Regions from separate parts of the Homo sapiens genome. Here region 1 is linked to region 2. A link is an interaction called in ENCODE POLR2A ChIA-PET data of the cell type or tissue named here. Cell type or tissue: Panc1. All regions are shown on one strand. Links, peaks and the distances in the headings refer to the core of each region. The heading gives the core; the rest is flanking DNA.

Region 1 (8,327 bases), core at 279-8,278, 240 kb after region 2:
TCAGCCACGGGGCCGGGGAAAGCGCCCCTCTGGTTCCAGTCCTGGGAACTCGCGGCCTGGGGGGTGAGGCAGCCCAGGGTGTGCCGGGAAAACACTGTGGCTGCTGCCCAGCCCTGGATGGGAAGAGCCCCTGGAGGAGATGATCATCCTGGCCCCAAAACGAGGAACTGTATCGGGAGGGAGCAGGCAGAACAAAGACGCCCTTGATGGGGGATTCAGGGAGGCCCGGGCTGCTTCTCAGGGCTCAGACGGGGCTGCCTGCACGCGCCGGACCAGCCGCCAGCCCTGAGGGCTTTTCTGTTCTCCTAGGTCAGTTTCATTGACACGGAGAACTCAGGAAATGTTTTTTTGGGGGGTTTTGTGTGCGTGTGTGCGTGTGTGCGTGCGTGCGTGTGTGTGTGTGTGTGTGTGTCTTTTTTTCTTCCTTTCTTTCTCTCTCTCTCTGTCTCTCTCTTTTCTTTTCTTTCTTTCATTTTGAGACAGGGTCTAGCTCTGTCACCCAGGTGCCCAGGCTGGAGTGCAGTGGTGCGATCTTGGCTCACTACAGCCTCCGCCTCCTGGACTCAAGTGATCCCCTCACCTCAGCCTCCCCAGTAGCTGGGCCTACAGGCTGGCCCCACCATGCCCATCTAATTATTTTATTTTTTTGTGGAGATGGAAGTCTCCCTATGTTGCCCAGGCTGGTCTCAAACTCCTAGGCTCAAGCAATCCTCCCCCCTCCTAGCCAGGCCTGGTAGTGTGAGCTCGTAGTCCAGCTACTTGGGAGGCTCAGGCAGGAGGATCCCACCACGGCCCTCCAGCAGCCTGGGCAACAGAGTCTTAGGCCAGGCGCGGTGGCTCACGCCTGTAATCCCAGCACTTTGGGAGGCTGAGGTGAGTGGATCATCTGAGGTTAGGAGTTTGAGACCAGCCTGACCAACATGGCAAAACCTCATGTCTACTGAAAATACAAAATTAGCCAGGCGTCGTGGTGCATACCTATAATCCCAGCTACTCGGGAGGCTGAGGCAGGAGAATCACTGGAACCCAGGAGGCGGAGGTTGCAGTGAGCCGAGATCACACCACTGCACTCCAGCATGGGCAACAGAGCGAGACTCCATCTCAAAAAAGAGAAAAAAAAAAGGGACCAGGCGCGGTTGTTCATACCTGTAATCCCAGCACTTTGGGAGGCCGAGGCGGGTGGATCACCTGACGTCAGGAGTTCGAGACCAGCCTGACCAACATGGTGAAACCCCATCTCTACTAAAACTACAAAACTTAGCTGGACGTGGTGGTGGGAGCCTGTAGTCCCAGCTACTTGGGAAGCTGAGACAGGAGAATCACTAGAACCCGGGAAATGGAGGTTGCAGTGAGCCGGGATTGCGCCACTGCACTCCAGCCTGGGGGACAGGGCGAGACTCCATCTCAAAAGGAAAAAAAAAAAGGCCCCTGCGCCTGGGTACGAGCTGGGCTCCCGGTTGTGGTCCAAGCCTGGGTGCGAGCTGGGCTCCCGGTTGTGGTCCAAGCCTGGGTGCGAGCTGGGCTCCCGGTTGTCGTCCAAGCCTGGGTGCGAGCTGGGCTCCCGGTTGTCGTCCAAGCCTGGGTGCGAGCTGGGCTCCCGGTTGTCGTCCAAGCCTGGGTGCGAGCTGGGCTTCCGGTTGTGGTCCAAGCCTACAGGACTAGGAAAAGGAGGGAGGGTGAGGGAGCCTGGAGCTGGGTCCTCCTGCAGGACCAGTCCTTTCTGCCACAAACAGCCCTGGCTGGGGGCCCAAAATGCCCCCTGGTTCCCCCTTGCTGTCCTCCACACCTGCAGAGGTGAGACAGGTCACTACTCTTTGAGCCTCAGTTTCCTCGTCTGTACAATGGGTCCAAAGAGCCATCAGGAGTCCCTGAGCTCTTGAATCGGGCTGTTTTGGGTGACCAGGGCCCTCCCAGCAGCCTGGGCAGCTAGACCCTGCATACAGCCAGGCTGGTGACTTCGGCCAGCTCAGTGTCCAGGGGAAGGCACAGAGCAGTGGCCGAGTTCACTTTAGTCCCCTCTTCCTGGGCAGCTCCACCACCTTTCTCAGGGACTCTGCCCTCTTCGGGAGGAGCCTGGGGCCTCTCAGCCTGGCTCCTGGACTTTGGCCCCAGCTGGCCTGGCCTGGCCCCCAGCCAGCAGGAGCCTCGTCTGCCCAGAGGCCAACAGAGTGAGGAGTGGAGGGTGGGTGGGGCTTTCCTGCCTCTCCCCGATGAGGACACTGGGGACCAGAGAGAGGGTGAGAGTCTGGTGGGAAGTCTCTCCAGCCAGGTGGGGGCCGGATCAGATTGGCCCTGACAGTGGGTGGGGGGCACCTGAGCCCGGGTCCATGGTTTGCTTTTTTCTAAGTTATCACACAGTAAAAGCCATGTGTACGTGGGGGTGTGGTTCTGTTGCCACCATAGTCGACCCATCAGCCCCATCACTCCAAACCTGTGAATCCCCGACCTTGGTGGCTACCCCCAACCTCTGGCAACACCTGCCTGCCTTCATCACCACAGTTTCTGTTTGTTTGTGTGTTTGAGACGGAGTCTCGCTCTGTCACCCAGGCTGGAGTGCAATGGCGCGATCTCAGCTCACTGCAACCTCTGCCTCCCAGGTTCAAACCATTCTCCTGCCTCAGCCTCCTGAGTAGCTGGGACTACAGGCGCCCGCCACCACGCCTGGCTAAATTTTTTTTTCTCTGAGACAGAGTCTCACCCTGTCACCTAGGCTGGAGTGCGGTGGCGTGATCTTGGTTCACTGCAACCTCCGCCTCAAGGGTTCAAGTGATTCTCCTGCCTCAGCCTCCCCAGTACCTGGGATTACAGGCACGCACCACCACACCCAGCTAATTTTTTATATCTTTAGCAGAGATGGGGTTTCACCATGTTGGCCAGGCTGGTCTTGAACTCCTGACCTCAATTGATCCACCCACCTCAGCCTCCCAAAGTGGTGGGATTACAGGCGTGAGCCACCGTGCCTGGCCTAATTTTTGTATTTTTAGTACAGATGGGGTTTCACCATGTTGGCCAGGCTGGTCCCCAACGCCTGACCTCAAGTGATCCACCTGTTTTCACTATGTTGGCCAGGCTGGTCCCCAGTGCCTGACCTCAGGTGATCCACCTGCCTCCCAAAGTGCTGGGATGACGGACTGAGTCACTGCGTCCGGCCTCCATCATTGTGGTTTGATAAGTGGAAATTAATTTTTATGATGTCCATTCGTATGTGTTTTTCTTTTATGGTTTAGGGTTTTTGGCATCCTAAGAAGTCATCCTTTGACCAAATTTCTGGAGATTTCTTCCGTGTTTTCTTTTATTTTTTGTAAATTAGGAATTCACTGTGGAAGTTCCTGTGTTTTCTTTTTCTTTTCTTTTTTCTTTTTTTTTTTGAGGTGGAGCTTTGCTGTGTCACCCAGGCTGGGGTGCAGTGGCGTGATCTTGGTTCACTGCAACCTCCACCTCTTGGGTTCAAGCAATTCTCCTGCCTCAGCCTCCTGAGTATCTGGGATTACAGGAATCCATCACCATGCCCGGCTCATTTTTTGTATTTTCATCAGAGATGGGGTTTCACCATGTTGGCAAGGCTGGTCTCGAACTCCTGATCCCAGGTGATCCACCAGCCTTAGCCTCCCAAAGTGCTGGGATTACAGGCGTGAGCCGCCGCGCTGGGCCAGTTCCTGTGTTTTCTTTTGGATGCTTCCCAGTGTAGGCTTTTGCGTTTAGGGCCAGGATCCATTTTATTTTATTTTATTTTATTTTATTTATTTTTTTATTTAATTTTTAAATTTTATTTTATATTTATTTTATTTTATTTTATTTTTTTTTGAGACAGTCTCAATGTACTGGACCACACTGATTGACTGTTTTGAATGTTGAACCAGCCTAATCCTCATTTATTCCAAGTGTGTGATCCTTTTTCCTGTGTTGAGGGACTGATGTGGTAATATTGTTGTTAGGGGTATTTTGTGTTGATGTCCATTAGAGGTACTGGTCTGTAATTTTCGTATAATGCCTATGGCAGGTTGTGTGGCAGGGTTATGTTGGTTTTATAAAATGGGTGGGGAAGTATTCCCTCCTCTTCTGTTTTCAGAAAGAGTTTGTGGGCCGGGCGCGGTGGCTCATGCCTGTAATCCCAGCACTTTGGGAGGCTGAGGTGGGCAGATCACAAGGTCAGGAGATCAAGACCATTCTGGCTAACATGGTGAAACCCCGTCTCTACTAAAAATACAAAAAATTAGCCAGGTGGGATGGCGGGTGCCTGTAGTCCCAGCTACTCGGGAGGCTGAGGCAGGAGAATGGCGTGAACCCCGGAGGCGGAGCTTGCAGTAAGCTGAGATTGCGCCACTGCACTCCAGCCTGGGAGACAGAGTGAGACTCTGTCTCAAAAAAAAAAAAAGAGTTTGTGAAAGCTTGTTATTGTTTCTTCCTTAGATATTTGTTAGGATTTGCCAGTGCTGCCCTCGGAGCACAGGATTTTCTTTGTGGGAAGGTTTCGGTTATTAATCCCCTCTCCTGCCTGTAAGATCTGTAGTGATGCCCCCTCTTTTGTTCTGGTTTTTGAGAATTTGTGTTTTCTCTAGTATTTTTCTTGATCAGGCTTGCTAGGGATTTACCAAGTTTATTAACCTTCTCATAACTAACTTTGGGCTCTGTTGATTTGTGTCTGTCAGTAGTCTGTGTAAAGTGCGTTGACCTCCTCTTAATTTTCTACCTTCCACTTACTGTGGGTTTTATTTGATTCACTTTATCTTTTTCTTTTGTTTTTTTTTTTTTTTTTTTTGAAATGGAGTCTTGCTCTGTCGCCCAGGCTGGAGTGCAGTGGCACGATCTTGATTCACTGCAAGCTCCGCCTCCTGGGTTCACGCCATTCTCCTGCCTCAGCCTCCCAAGTAGCTGGGACTACAGGTGCCCACCACCACGCCCAGCTAATTTTTTGTATTTTTAGTAGAGACGGGGTTTCACCGCGTTAGCCAGGATGGTCTCGATCTCATGACCTCACGATCCGCCTGCCTCGGCCTCCTAAAGTGCTGGGATTACAGGCATGAGCCACCGCGCCCGGCATTGATTCACTTTTCCTACCTGCTTAAGGTGAAACCTTAGATTATTTATCTTTTTTTTTTTTTTTTTTTTCTGAGATGGAGTCTCACTCTGTCACCCAGGCTGGAGTGCACTGGTGCAATCTCAGCTCACTGCAACCTCCGCCTCCTGGGTTCAAGCGATTCTCCTGCCTCAGCCTCCCAAGTAGCTGAGGTTACAGGCATGCACCACCATGCCTGGCTAATTTTTGTGTGGGGTTTTTTTTTTTTTTGAGACAGAGTCTCGCTCTGTCACCCAGGCTGGAGTGCAGTGGCACCATCTCAGCTCACAGCAAGCTCCGCCTCCCAGGTTCATGCCATTCTCCTGCTTCAGCCTCCTGAGTAGCTGGGACTACAGGCGCCCGCCACCCCGCCCGGCTAATTTTTTGTGTTTTTAGTAGAGATAGGGTTTCACCGTGTTAGCCAGGATGGTCTTGATCTCCTGACTTTGTGATCTGCCTGCCTCAGCCTCCCAAAGTGCTGGGATAATTTTTGTATTTTCAGTACAGACAAGAGTTTTGCCATGTTGGCCCAGCTGGTCTCAAACTCCTGATCTCAAGTGATCCACCCTCCTTGGCCTCCCAAAGTGCTGGGATTACAGGCGTGAGCCACCGTGCCTGGCCAGATTATTGATCTTAAGTCTTTCTTCTTTTCTAAGATATTCATGGAAAGCTCTACATTCTCCTTGCAGCACTGGTTTAGTTGTATTCCACAAATTGTGATATGTATGTTCAGAATGCTTTCTAGTTTTCTTGTGACTTCATCTTTGATGCATGGGTTATTTAGAAATATGTTGCTTTGTTTCTAAACATTTGGGGATTTTCTGGTTTTATTTTTATTATGGGTTTCTACCTTAATTCTGTTATGATCAAAAAACATATTCTGTACTGTTGCAGTCACTTGAGATTTACTGAGACTTGTTCTGTGGCCCAGCAGCCTGGTTTTTCTTGTTTGGTTGTATTGTGTGTTTCAGGTTTTACTCTGCCTCTCGCAGAGAGATGAGTGGCCTCATAGTCCCTTGCGTGTTTCTGCACACTTATTTTATTTATTTATTTATTTTTGAGACAGAGTCTCGCTCTGTTGCCCAGGCTGGAATGCAATGGCACGATCTCGGCTCACTGCAATCTCTACCTTCCGGGTTCAAGTGATTCTCTTAACTCAGCCTCCTGAGTAGCCGGGGTTACAGGCGCCCACCACCACGCCGGGCTAATTTTTGTATTTTTAGTAGAGACGGGGTATCACCGTGTTGGTCAGGCTGGTCTCGAACTCCTGACCTTGTGATCCACCTGCCTTGGCCTCCCAAAGTGCTGGGATTACAGGCATGAGCCACCGTGTCTGGCCCTGTGCCCACTGTAACCTGTTGGATCTGCCCACTTCTTTAACCTGTTGATGGACATGTAGGCTGGGTCCAGTCTTTATTATTACAAATAGTTCTGCATTGAGCAGCCTGGTACCGATGCCACATTTTGCACGTGTGCAGATTACCTGTAGTAGAATTGGGAGGGGATGGTGTGTGCAGCTTTAGAGGTGCCACTGGCCTCTCCCCAGAGAGGCTGGGCAGGTGCTGGATGAGGGCATCCTTTCTCCACATCCTAACCCATAAGTAAAACCCACAATGACTATTAGTATTGGGCAATAGAATAGGTAAAAAAACACAATTCCTGGCTGGGCGAGGTGGCTCATGCCTATAATCCCAGCACTTTGGGAGGCACAGGCAGGAGGATCGCTTCAGCCCAGGAGTTCAAGACCAGCCTGGGCAACATAGCAAGCCCTTGTCTCTAGAAAAAATAAATAGGCAGGGCACAGTGGCTCACGTCTGTAATCCCAGCACTTTGGGAGGCCGAGGCGGGCAGATCACAAGGTCAGGAGATGGAGACCATCCTGGCTAATATGGTGAAACCCCATCTCTACTAAAAATACAAAAAATTAGCCGGGCGTGGTGGCAGGCGCCTGTAGTCCCAGCTACTCGGGAGGCTGAGGCAGGAGAATGGCGTGAACCTGGGAGGCGGAGATTGCAGTGAGCCGAGATCGCGCCACTGCACTCCAGCCTGGGCAGCAGAGTGAGACTCCGTTTCAAAAAAAAGAAAAAAAAAATTGTTAACCAAAAACCAAACAGAGGCTGGGCATGGTGGCTCACGCCTGTAATCCCAGCACTTTGGGAGGCTGAGGCGGGCAGATAACCTGAAGTCAGTAGTTTGAGACCATTCTGGCCAACATGGAGAAACCTTGTCTCTACTAAAAATACAAAAATTAGTCGGGTGTGGTGGTGGGTGCCTATAATCCCACGTACTCGGGAAGCTGAAGCAGGAGTATCACTTGAACCCGGGAGGCGGAGCTTGCAGTGAGCCAAGATCACACCACTGCATTCCAGCCTGGGGGACAGAGCGAGACTGTCTCAAAAACAAAACAAAAACTAACAAACAAACAAAAAAACCCGCCAAACCGACAAAACACTAAAATAAAAGAGGCTCAGAGTTTCAAATTGTAATTCTTTCATTCAATGGTGTTGCATACAATTTTTTCTTTGAGTTTTTGCATGCTTTTTTAATTTTTTTTTTTTTTTTTAGTTTGAGACAGGGTCTCTCTCTGTTGCCCAGGCTCAGTGCAGTGGCACGAACATGGTTCACTGCAACTTTGACCTCCTGGGCTCAAGCATTCCTCCCACTTCAGCCTCCCAAGTAGCTGGGATGACAGGTGTGTACCACCACACCTGGCTAATTTTTTAATTTTTTTAATTTCTTTTTTTTTTTTTTGAGATGGAGTCTCACTCTGTCGCCCAGGCTGGAGTGCAGTGGCACGATCTTGATTCACTGCAAGCTCCGCCTCCTGGGTTCACGCCATTCTCCTGCCTCAGCCTCCCGAGTAGCTGGGACTATAGGCGCCTGCCACCACGCCTGGCTAATTTTTTGTATTTTTAGTAGAGACGGGGTTTCACCATATTAGCCAGGATGATCTCAATCTCCTGACCTTGTGATCCACCCGCCTCGGCCTCCCAAAGTGCTAGGATTACAGGCATGAGCCACTGCGCCCGATCTTTTTTTTTTTTTTTTGAGACAGAGTCTTCCTCTGTTGCCCAGCCTGGAGTGTAGTGGTGCAATCTTGGCTCACTGTAACCTCTGCCTCCTGGGTTCAAGTGATTCTCCCACCTCAGCCTCCCGAGTAGCTGGGATTACAGGCGCCCGCCACAATGCCTGGCTAATTTTTTGTATTTTTAGTAGAGACAGGGTTTCACCATGTTGGCTAGGCTGGTCTCGAACTCCTGACCTCAGGTGA
Region 2 (8,327 bases), core at 313-8,312:
TTTTTTTTGAGACAGAGTATTGCTCTGTTGCCCAGGCTGGAGTGCAGTGGCATGATCTTGGGGCTCACTGCAACCTCCGCTTCCTGGGTTCAAGCGATTCTCCTGCTTCAGCCTCCCGAGTAGCTGGGACTACAGGCATGCGCCACCTCGCCTGGCTAATTTTTGTATTTTTTAATAGAGACGAGGTTTCACCATGTTGGCCAGGTTGGTCTGAAACTCCTGGCCTCAAGTGATCCGCCCACCTCGGCCTCCCAAAGTGCTGAGATTACAGGTGTGAGCCACCGCGCACGGCCAAAACTGCCGCTTCTAAAACCATCAGCTCTCGTGAGACTCCCTCACTACATGAGAACAGCATGGGGGAACCGCCCCCATAACCCAGTCACTTCCCTCCCTCCACACGTGGGGATTACAATTCAAGATGAGATTTGGGTGGGGACACAGCGAAACCGTGTCACATGGCAAAACCCCGTCTCTACAAAAAATACAAAAATTAGCCAGGCGTGGTGGTGCACACCTGCAGTTCCAGCTACTCAGGAGTCTGAGGTGGGAGGATCCCTTGAGCCCGGGAGGTCAAGGCTGCAGTGAGCCAAGATCACACCACTGCACTCCAGCCTAGGCAACAGAGCAAGACCCTCTCTTTCAAACACAAACCTGGGTGACACCCACTCGGAAGGCTAAGGCAGGAGAATCACTTGAACCCAGGAGGCAGAGGTTGCAGTGAGCCGAGATGGGGCCACTGCACTCCAGCCTGGGTGACAAAGGCAAAACTTTGTCTCAAAACAAAGCAAAACCTGGGTGAAAGGTCTAAGCAGATGTTCACCAGGGAAGTTATTCAGACGGGAGATTGCGGTGGGAGGATACCCAGCATCATTTGTCCTTCAGGAACTGGAAACAGGGAGACGCCACTGCATACCCGACGGAGCAGCTAAAACCTTAAAAACCGACAGTACCAACGCTTCCAGGAACTCTCACCCATTGCTGGTGGGAATACAAAAGGCTAAAGCCGCTTTAGAAGACAGTTTCACAGACTCTCACAGAACTAAATATAAATATATTCTTGGGCTGGACGTGGTGGTTCACGCCTGTCATCCCAGCACTTTGGGAGGCTGAGGCAGGTGGATCACGAGGTCAGGAGATCAAGACAAGCCTAGCCAACATAGTGAAACCCCGTCTCTACTAAAAATGCAAAAAATTAGCCTGGCATGGTGGCAGGCACCTATAATCCCAGCTACTCGGGAGGCCAGGAGGCGGAGGTTGCAGTGAGCCGAGATCGCAACATTGCACTCCAGCCCGGGCAACAGTGCGAGACTCTGTCTCAAAAAATATAGATATAGATATAGATAGATAGATAGATTCTTACCATGCAATCTAGCAGTTTTGCTCCTGAATATTTATCCAACTGAATTGAAAACTTATGTCCACATAAAAACCTGCATGCAGGCCAGGCATGGTGGCTCACGCTTATAATCCCAGCAGTTTGGGAGGCTGAGGCAGGAGGATCGCTTGAGCCCAGGAGTTCAAGACCAGCCTGGGCAACATACTGAGACCCCATCTCTACCAAACTAAAAAACTTAGCCGAGTGTCACAGCACACACACATGGTCCCACCTGTCAAGAGGCTGAGTGGGATCTCAAGCCCGGAAGGCAGAGGTTGCAGCGAGCTGTGATTGAGCCACTGCACTGCAGCCTGGGCAACAGGGTGAGACCCCATCTCTAAAAGATAGTAATGAGCATTAAGCCACTGCGACCGGGAGGAACCTTAAATACATGTTTCTATAAATACACATTCCTAAGTGAGAGGAGCCAGTTGAGAAGGCCGCGCACTGTGATTTCAGCTCGATGACCTTCTGGAAGAGGCAATATGATGTGGTAGTGAAAACATCAGTTGTTTCCCGGGGAAAGGGGAGAGTGGATAGTAGAATGCAGCATTCGTATGGCAGTGAGGCCACTCTGTGTGGCACCATCCTGGTTGGTACATGACACTGCGTTTGTCCGAACCTGTAGAACTGGACAACACGAGCAGACCGTGTGCAGATTTTAAACATTCATTGAGGAGATGGGGGTCCCGGCGGGGAAGGCCGACTGACAAGAATCTTAACTACTGCAGATGCATTCCGTGACCTTCCTGAAGGGTGTTCAGAGGAAGGTGCTGAGTAACTTTGGAAATGAGCAGTGTCTATAAGGCCAGAGGCAAAAGGAATGGCACAGACGCTGCTCTAGTCGATAAAGTTTTGCTGCACAGAGGTGCTGACTGGCAGCTCTGTCACTGTGGTGTGTATGATGGCTGTGGGAGGGGAGTCTCTGGATAATCAGAGAAGGAGGGGAGTCTCTGGGTAATCAGAGGGAGGAGGAGGGGAGTCTCTGGGTAATTGGAGGAGGGGAGTCTCTGGGTAATCGGAGGAGGGGAGTCTGGGTAATCGGAGGAGGGGAGTCTCTGAGATGGAGGGGAGTCTCTGAATAATTGGAGAAGGAGGGGAGTCTCTGGGTAATCGGAGGGAGGAGGGGAGTCTCTGGGTAATCGGAGAAAGAGGGGAGTCTCTGGGTAATCGGAGGGAGGAGGAGGGGAGTCTCTGGGTAATCGGAAGGAGGAGGAGGGGAGTCTCTGGGTAATCGGAAGGAGGAGGAGGGCAGTCTCTGGGTAATCAGAGGGAGGAGGAGGGGAGTCTCTGGGTAATCGGAGGGAGGAGGAGGGGAGTCTCTGGGTAATCGGAAGGAGGAGGAGGGGAGTCTCTGGGTAATTGGAAGGAGGAGGAGGGCAGTCTCTGGGTAATCAGAGGGAGGAGGAGGGGAGTCTCTGGGTAATCGGAAGGAGGAGGAGAGGAGTCTCTGGGTAATCGGAAGGAGGAGGAGGGCAGTCTCTGGGTAATCGGAGGGAGGAGGAGGGGAGTCTCTGGGTAATCGGAGGGAGGAGGAGGGCAGTCTCTGGGTAATCGGAGGGAGGAGGAGGGGAGTCTCTGGGTAATCGGAGGGAGGAGGAGGGGAGTCTCCGGGGGAGTCTCTGGGTACTCGGAGGAGGAGGGCAGTCTCTGGGTAATCGGAGGGAGGAGGAGGGCAGTCTCTGGGTAATCGGAGGGAGGAGGAGGGGAGTCTCTGGGTAATCGGAGGGAGGAGGAGGGGAGTCTCCGGGTAATCAGAGGGACGAGGTTGGAGTGGCCGCTGTGATGGTGGATTACCATTGCACGTTTAGCCCAGAAGAGACAAAGATGGTTAAACAGTGTGTGCGCAGTGGTTAATGGATACACACAGATCTTGTTGCTGTACAAGCTGAGGGGGCCTAGAACCAGCTATGCTTGCAGCAGTGAGCACACCCAGGCCCAGATCCTGGTTCCTAGTGCCCTCCAGTCCACGGGGCCAGGGCTCTGAGGAGAAATGGCTGATTCCAGCACCGGGGCAGGAAATGCCCAGGATCAGCTGATCCTGGCAGTTCCAGAAAGTGAGGAGCTCTGTAAACAAAACCCCACAGTCACGGGATTGCGTCCCAGTGAAAGAGCCTCCCAGTGGCCAAAGAGCAACAAAATAATAAAGTAGTATTAGAATATAACCCAGAGTAGAAAATAAACATCCACGAGCCCATAGTGATATAAGTGATTGAGTAAATAAACAGAGGGAACAAGACCAACCTTCCCTGCAGAAGGTTTTCAGTAAATGAGGTAGATCCCCCCATTCCAGGAGCTGGCGTGAGCTCCCGGCACCGCTGTGCGCTGCGCGTGGTGACCTGACCTCCTTCCTGGGCGTGCAGCACGGAGAGGGCAGTGGGAGGAGGACGCTGCAGCCGAGGTGCCCGCAGACACCCCCAAGCCCAGTGGTCAGGTCAGCATGCACTGGTCATGTTCATGGCGTGGCCGACGGGGAGGCTGCTGCCCCATCCTCCCAACCCCGACGACCCCAGCCCGGCCATGCAGAGGCATAGTCGACCATCTCACTAAGGAACATTCCACAGAATTCCTGACCAGGCCTCCTCCAAACCATCCAGGTCATCAGAGACAAGGAGAGTCTGAGAAACCGTCCCAGCCTCGGGGAGCCTGAAGAGACAGAACGAGTAGATGCCATGTGGCTTCCAGGAAGAGATTGTTGGGGGCGGGGCAGGGGGAAGGACATCAGGGGAGAGCGAAGGAAGTGTAGGCCTCAGCAGCTGTGTGGCAGCACTGGCTTATTTATTTTTTATTTTTTATGTTTATTTTATTTTATTTTTTGAGACAGAGTATCACTGTGTCACCCAGGCTGGAGTGTAGTGGCGTGATCTCGGCTCACTGCAACCTCCGCCTCTCGGGTTCAAGTGATTCTCCTGCCTCAGCCTCCCGAGTAGCTGGGATTACAGGTGCCTGCCACCACATCTGGCTAATTTGTGTATTTTTAGTAGAGATGGGGTTTCACCATGTTGGTCAGGCTGGTCTCGAACTCCTGACCTTGTGATCCGCCTGCCTCAGCCTCCCAAAGTGCTGGGATTACAGGCGTGAGCCACCGCACCCAGCCAGCACCGGCTTATTAATGGTGAGATGTTAATGGGAAAACTGGGCCTGTGAGATATGGGAGCTTTTACTATTTTTACAATAATTCTGTAAATCTAAAACCATTCTAAAATTAAAAATTTATTTTTAAAATGCAATATATTTGTTTTCCTTTTAAAGCACTTCCCTCATTCTTACCCAACGGGACACACCTTCTCAAGTACTTAAGTAATTCTTTTTTTTTTTTTTTTTTGAGACTGAGTCTTGCTGTCACCCAGGCTGGAGTGCAGTGGCGCGATCTCAGCTCACTGCAACCTCTACCTCCCAGATTCAAGTGATTCTCCTACTTCAGCCTCCCGAGTAGCTGGGATTACAGGCGTCTGCCACCACACCTGGCTAATTTCTTATATTTTTAGTAGAGACAGGAGTTTCATGTCGGCCAGGCTGGTCTCGAACTCCTGACCTTTAATGATCCACCTACCTCAGCCTCCCAAAGTGCTAAGATTACAGGTGTGAACCACTGTGCCCGGCAAGTAATTCTTATGAACAAATTAGCCTTATAAAGTTGTCATAAACATTATGTGATGTGTGGCCAGGTTAGAGTCCTGTGTGACCCGGTCTGAGCTGGCCTCTGGGCAGCATGCCGTGTGGGGGCTGCCACAAGCTGATTCAGGGAGCACCGGCCTGGGGTGACGCACGCCTGTCGGGCGGAGGGCGGCCTGGGGTGACACGGATGGTGGCCTGGGATGACACGCGCCTGTCAGGCGGAGGGCGGCCTGGGGTGACACGCACCTGTCTGGTGGATGGCGGCCTGGGGTGACGCGCGCCTGTCGGGCGGATGGTGGCCTGGGGTGACGTGGATGGCGGCCTGGGGTGACGCAGATGGTGGCCTGGGGTGACGCGGATGGCGGCCTGGGGTGACGCAGATGGTGGCCTGGGGTGACGTGGATGGCGGCCTGGGGTGACGCGGATGGTGGCCTGGGGTGACGCGGATGGTGGCCTGGGGTGACGCGCACCTGTCTGGTGGATGGCGGCCTGGGGTGACGCGCACCTGTCGGGCAGATGGTGGCCTGGGGTGACGTGGATGGCGGCCTGGGGTGATGCAGATGGCGGCCTGGGGTGACGCGGATGGCGGCCTGGGGTGACGCGGATGGCGGCCTGGGGTGATGCGCGCCTGTCGGGCGGATGGTGGCCTGGGGTAACGCGGATGGCGGCCTGGGGTGACACAGATGGTAGCCTGGGGTGACGCGGATGGCGGCCTGGGGTGACGTGCGCCTGCACCGGGAGCAGCTTCCCTTGGCCAGTGCCCATGTTCCTCTTTTCATTTTTATCTTTTCTGGGGAGGGTAGGGGGACGTTTTACTGTCTTTCCACTGAATGTTATGACCCTCCCCACGCCCCTTGGAGGCACAGCTGAGGTGGGGCCTATGTCTGGCTCCAGGGGGCCCTGAAAGGTACTTTTTACACCTCCCACCCCTCAGCACTGAGAGACCTCGGGAGGGGTACCGGTGACAGGGACGCGGGCCCCACCTTGCTGAACCCAGCAGCGAGGGCATCTCTGCCTCTGTCCCTGGAGGCTGACAGCGGTAGTGTGGGAGCTGGGGCCTGGGTGGAGACCGGGTCAGAAACTCAGGTTTCGCCTGGGTGGGCCATGAATGTCCTGCCGAGGGTGAGACCCTCAGGGCTCTGGGTGGAGAGCAGCACCTGCCCAGAAGCAGTAGACCCTTGTCCCGGCTGCACCAGGGGCCAGCGACCTTGTGCCCTCCTCCATCCTGCAAGCCTCGGGCGGTGCTTGGCCTCACCTGCCTCTGTCTACTCAGGACTTTGAGGCCAGGCACTCCTGCAGGCAGAGAGGGGAATTTCTGAGACTGAAGTTGTTACTGGGTATTTTTTAACAGCGCTGTCTTAAAAAATAGATAGCGTGTCTCTGTGGCCCCGTCTATTCTTGCGGCCACACGAACGTGCGTGTGTGTGTGCAGCTTCCCTCACGGCAGCCAAAACCCAGAGGCCGCCCAGCGTGCGAACACGCCAAGGTGTGACTGTCGGCACGGCACTGCCGAGCCGTGGGAGGGACTGGGTGGTGCAGCGGCCAGTGGATCTCAGACCCTGAGCTGAGCACGACTGGAGAGGATGGGTGCATCCGAGCGTCTGCAGAGCACAGAGCGCGTCCGCAGAGCGGGTCCACACCTTGGGTGCAGCGAGCGGATGTGAGCAGTGTGCCTGTGACCAGGGCTGTCTGCACATCCGCCGGCCTAAGCTGCTGCTCACCGAAACCCACTGGGACTCTGGCTGAGGCCGGCCCCAAGGAGCTTTGCCGAGGAGGGAGCACCTTGCCCCTGCCCAGAGCGGTCCCTCGCATCCTCCTTCCCGTGAACCTGCATCTTTGGTTGCAGTTACAGCTCTCACGCTTCCATCTTATGAATCACAGGAGTCCCGTTGGTTTTGGATGAGTTGACACCAAAAAGACACAGGAGCTCTCTAGAGACACTTCCTGGGGGTCCTGCCGCGTTGGAGCAGGGAGGCAGTAGCTCCTGACGCCTTCCCTCCTACGTGGGCTTTGTGATCACTGATGGTCACATGCGGGGCATTCGGTGGCCTCTGTGTAGAGCCAGTGTCTTCCTGATGTGACACTGGGAACCACCAGCAGCCCAAGCACAGGGACCTTCTCCTGGCCACTGGGCGGGCTGCAAATGTGAGGGCGAATGTTGGGTGCAGGGTGGTGGAGGTAGCTGGGCCTTCCCTGCCGCGGAGGAGGCAAATGTGAGCGCGAATGTCCAGCCCAGGGTGGTGGAGGTAGCTGGGCCTTCCCTGCCGCGGAGGCGGCAAATGTGAGGGCGAATGTCCGGCCCAGGGTGGTGGAGGTAGCTGGGCTTTCCCCGCGGCGGAGTCGCCCAGCTCTGCCCGAGGCCCCTTCCTCCCGCCCCAGCATCAGGGGCTGTTCCACAATGGGTGTCTGGGGGTCCCTGCAGCCTCCCACCTCCCTCCTGGGAGAAGCCTGCACACACTGAGGGGCTGTTTGTTCTTTATTTGCAGAGGTATTGTGGCCAGTATTTTGGTTTTCTTATGTTTTGGAGTCACACAAGCTAAAGACGGGCCATTTTCCAGACCTCATCCAGGTAACTTGCCATTTCCTTTTCCGTGTGCCCCTGTGGCATTTCTGTTCTGAGCGGCCACTCTGTGTCTGTGCTGCTGGGTGTGAGTGTCCTGTCCTCCCCTCCGCCTGGCCCCTCCCCGAGGCCTCCGAGGCCACTTCCCACATGGACAAGGGCGTGGGGTTCTGAGCTGGCCGTGTGCTCCTCCTCCAACCACCGAGGGTCTCTCCAGGCCTTCTCTGGCCCTTTCACTCTTCCCTGTCCAGGGCTCTCCAGCCCTTCTCTTCCTGCTTCTGCCTCCTCTTTCCACAGACCAGAGTGGCCGAGGGCTCCAGATGGGGCTATGAGGCCGGGGGCAGGTGGGTGAGGGCACCAGATGGGGCTGTGAGGCCAGGGACTGTGGGCTCTAGGTGGGACTCTGAGACCAGAGGGGGCGGGGGTGGGTGAGGGCGCCAGATGGGGCTGTGAGGCCATGGGCGGGTGGGTGAGGGCTCCAGATGGGGCTGTGAGGCCATGGGCGGGTGGGTGAGGGCTCCAGATGGAGCTGTGAGGTGCCGCCCACCCCCTGCCCTTGAAGTGGTTGCCCAGCGCACTCTGCCTCAGCCACCACCCCACCTTATGGCCCTGAGTTCTAACAAACCCTCGTGGGCCAGAGCATCCCGCCAATCTCAGTGTACTCTGTCCCCCAAGTCCCACCCCAGGAAGGCGGGCTCAGGCTTCTGTAGGGTCGGTTGTTTCCCCTGAGTGGCCACACGAAGTAATTAGAAACATTTTCTGTTTCAACAGGAG

What was found. Peaks named below come from ENCODE experiments on the same cell type or tissue, not always from the same donor. Only the 100,000 strongest peaks of a DNase experiment are listed, where the experiment ranks them.
Region 1: POLR2A ChIA-PET joins it to region 2 with 16 read pairs; 3 of 35 experiments call an interaction of 5 or more read pairs at or near these places.

The regions. Positions count from the first base shown.
Region 1 is chr11:710,880-719,206 of GRCh38, forward strand. All of the region lies in intron 4 of EPS8L2 (EPS8 signaling adaptor L2), which reads left to right. Among named protein-coding and RNA genes, the nearest start is that of EPS8L2, 8.8 kb to the left of the region's middle. In Panc1, for the core only: no CTCF peak of the experiment used is centred there; no DNase peak of the experiment used is centred there.
Region 2 is chr11:466,416-474,742 of GRCh38, forward strand. It overlaps PTDSS2 (phosphatidylserine synthase 2), which reads left to right. Exons shown (of 12, transcript NM_030783.3): 3 at 7,480-7,562. Among named protein-coding and RNA genes, the nearest start is that of PTDSS2, 20 kb to the left of the region's middle. RefSeq lists enhancers at 746-1,245, 4,919-5,442, 5,443-5,965. In Panc1, for the core only: no CTCF peak of the experiment used is centred there; a DNase peak (open chromatin) is centred at 3,447; H3K4me3 peaks cover 1,550 bases; H3K27ac peaks cover 2,555 bases.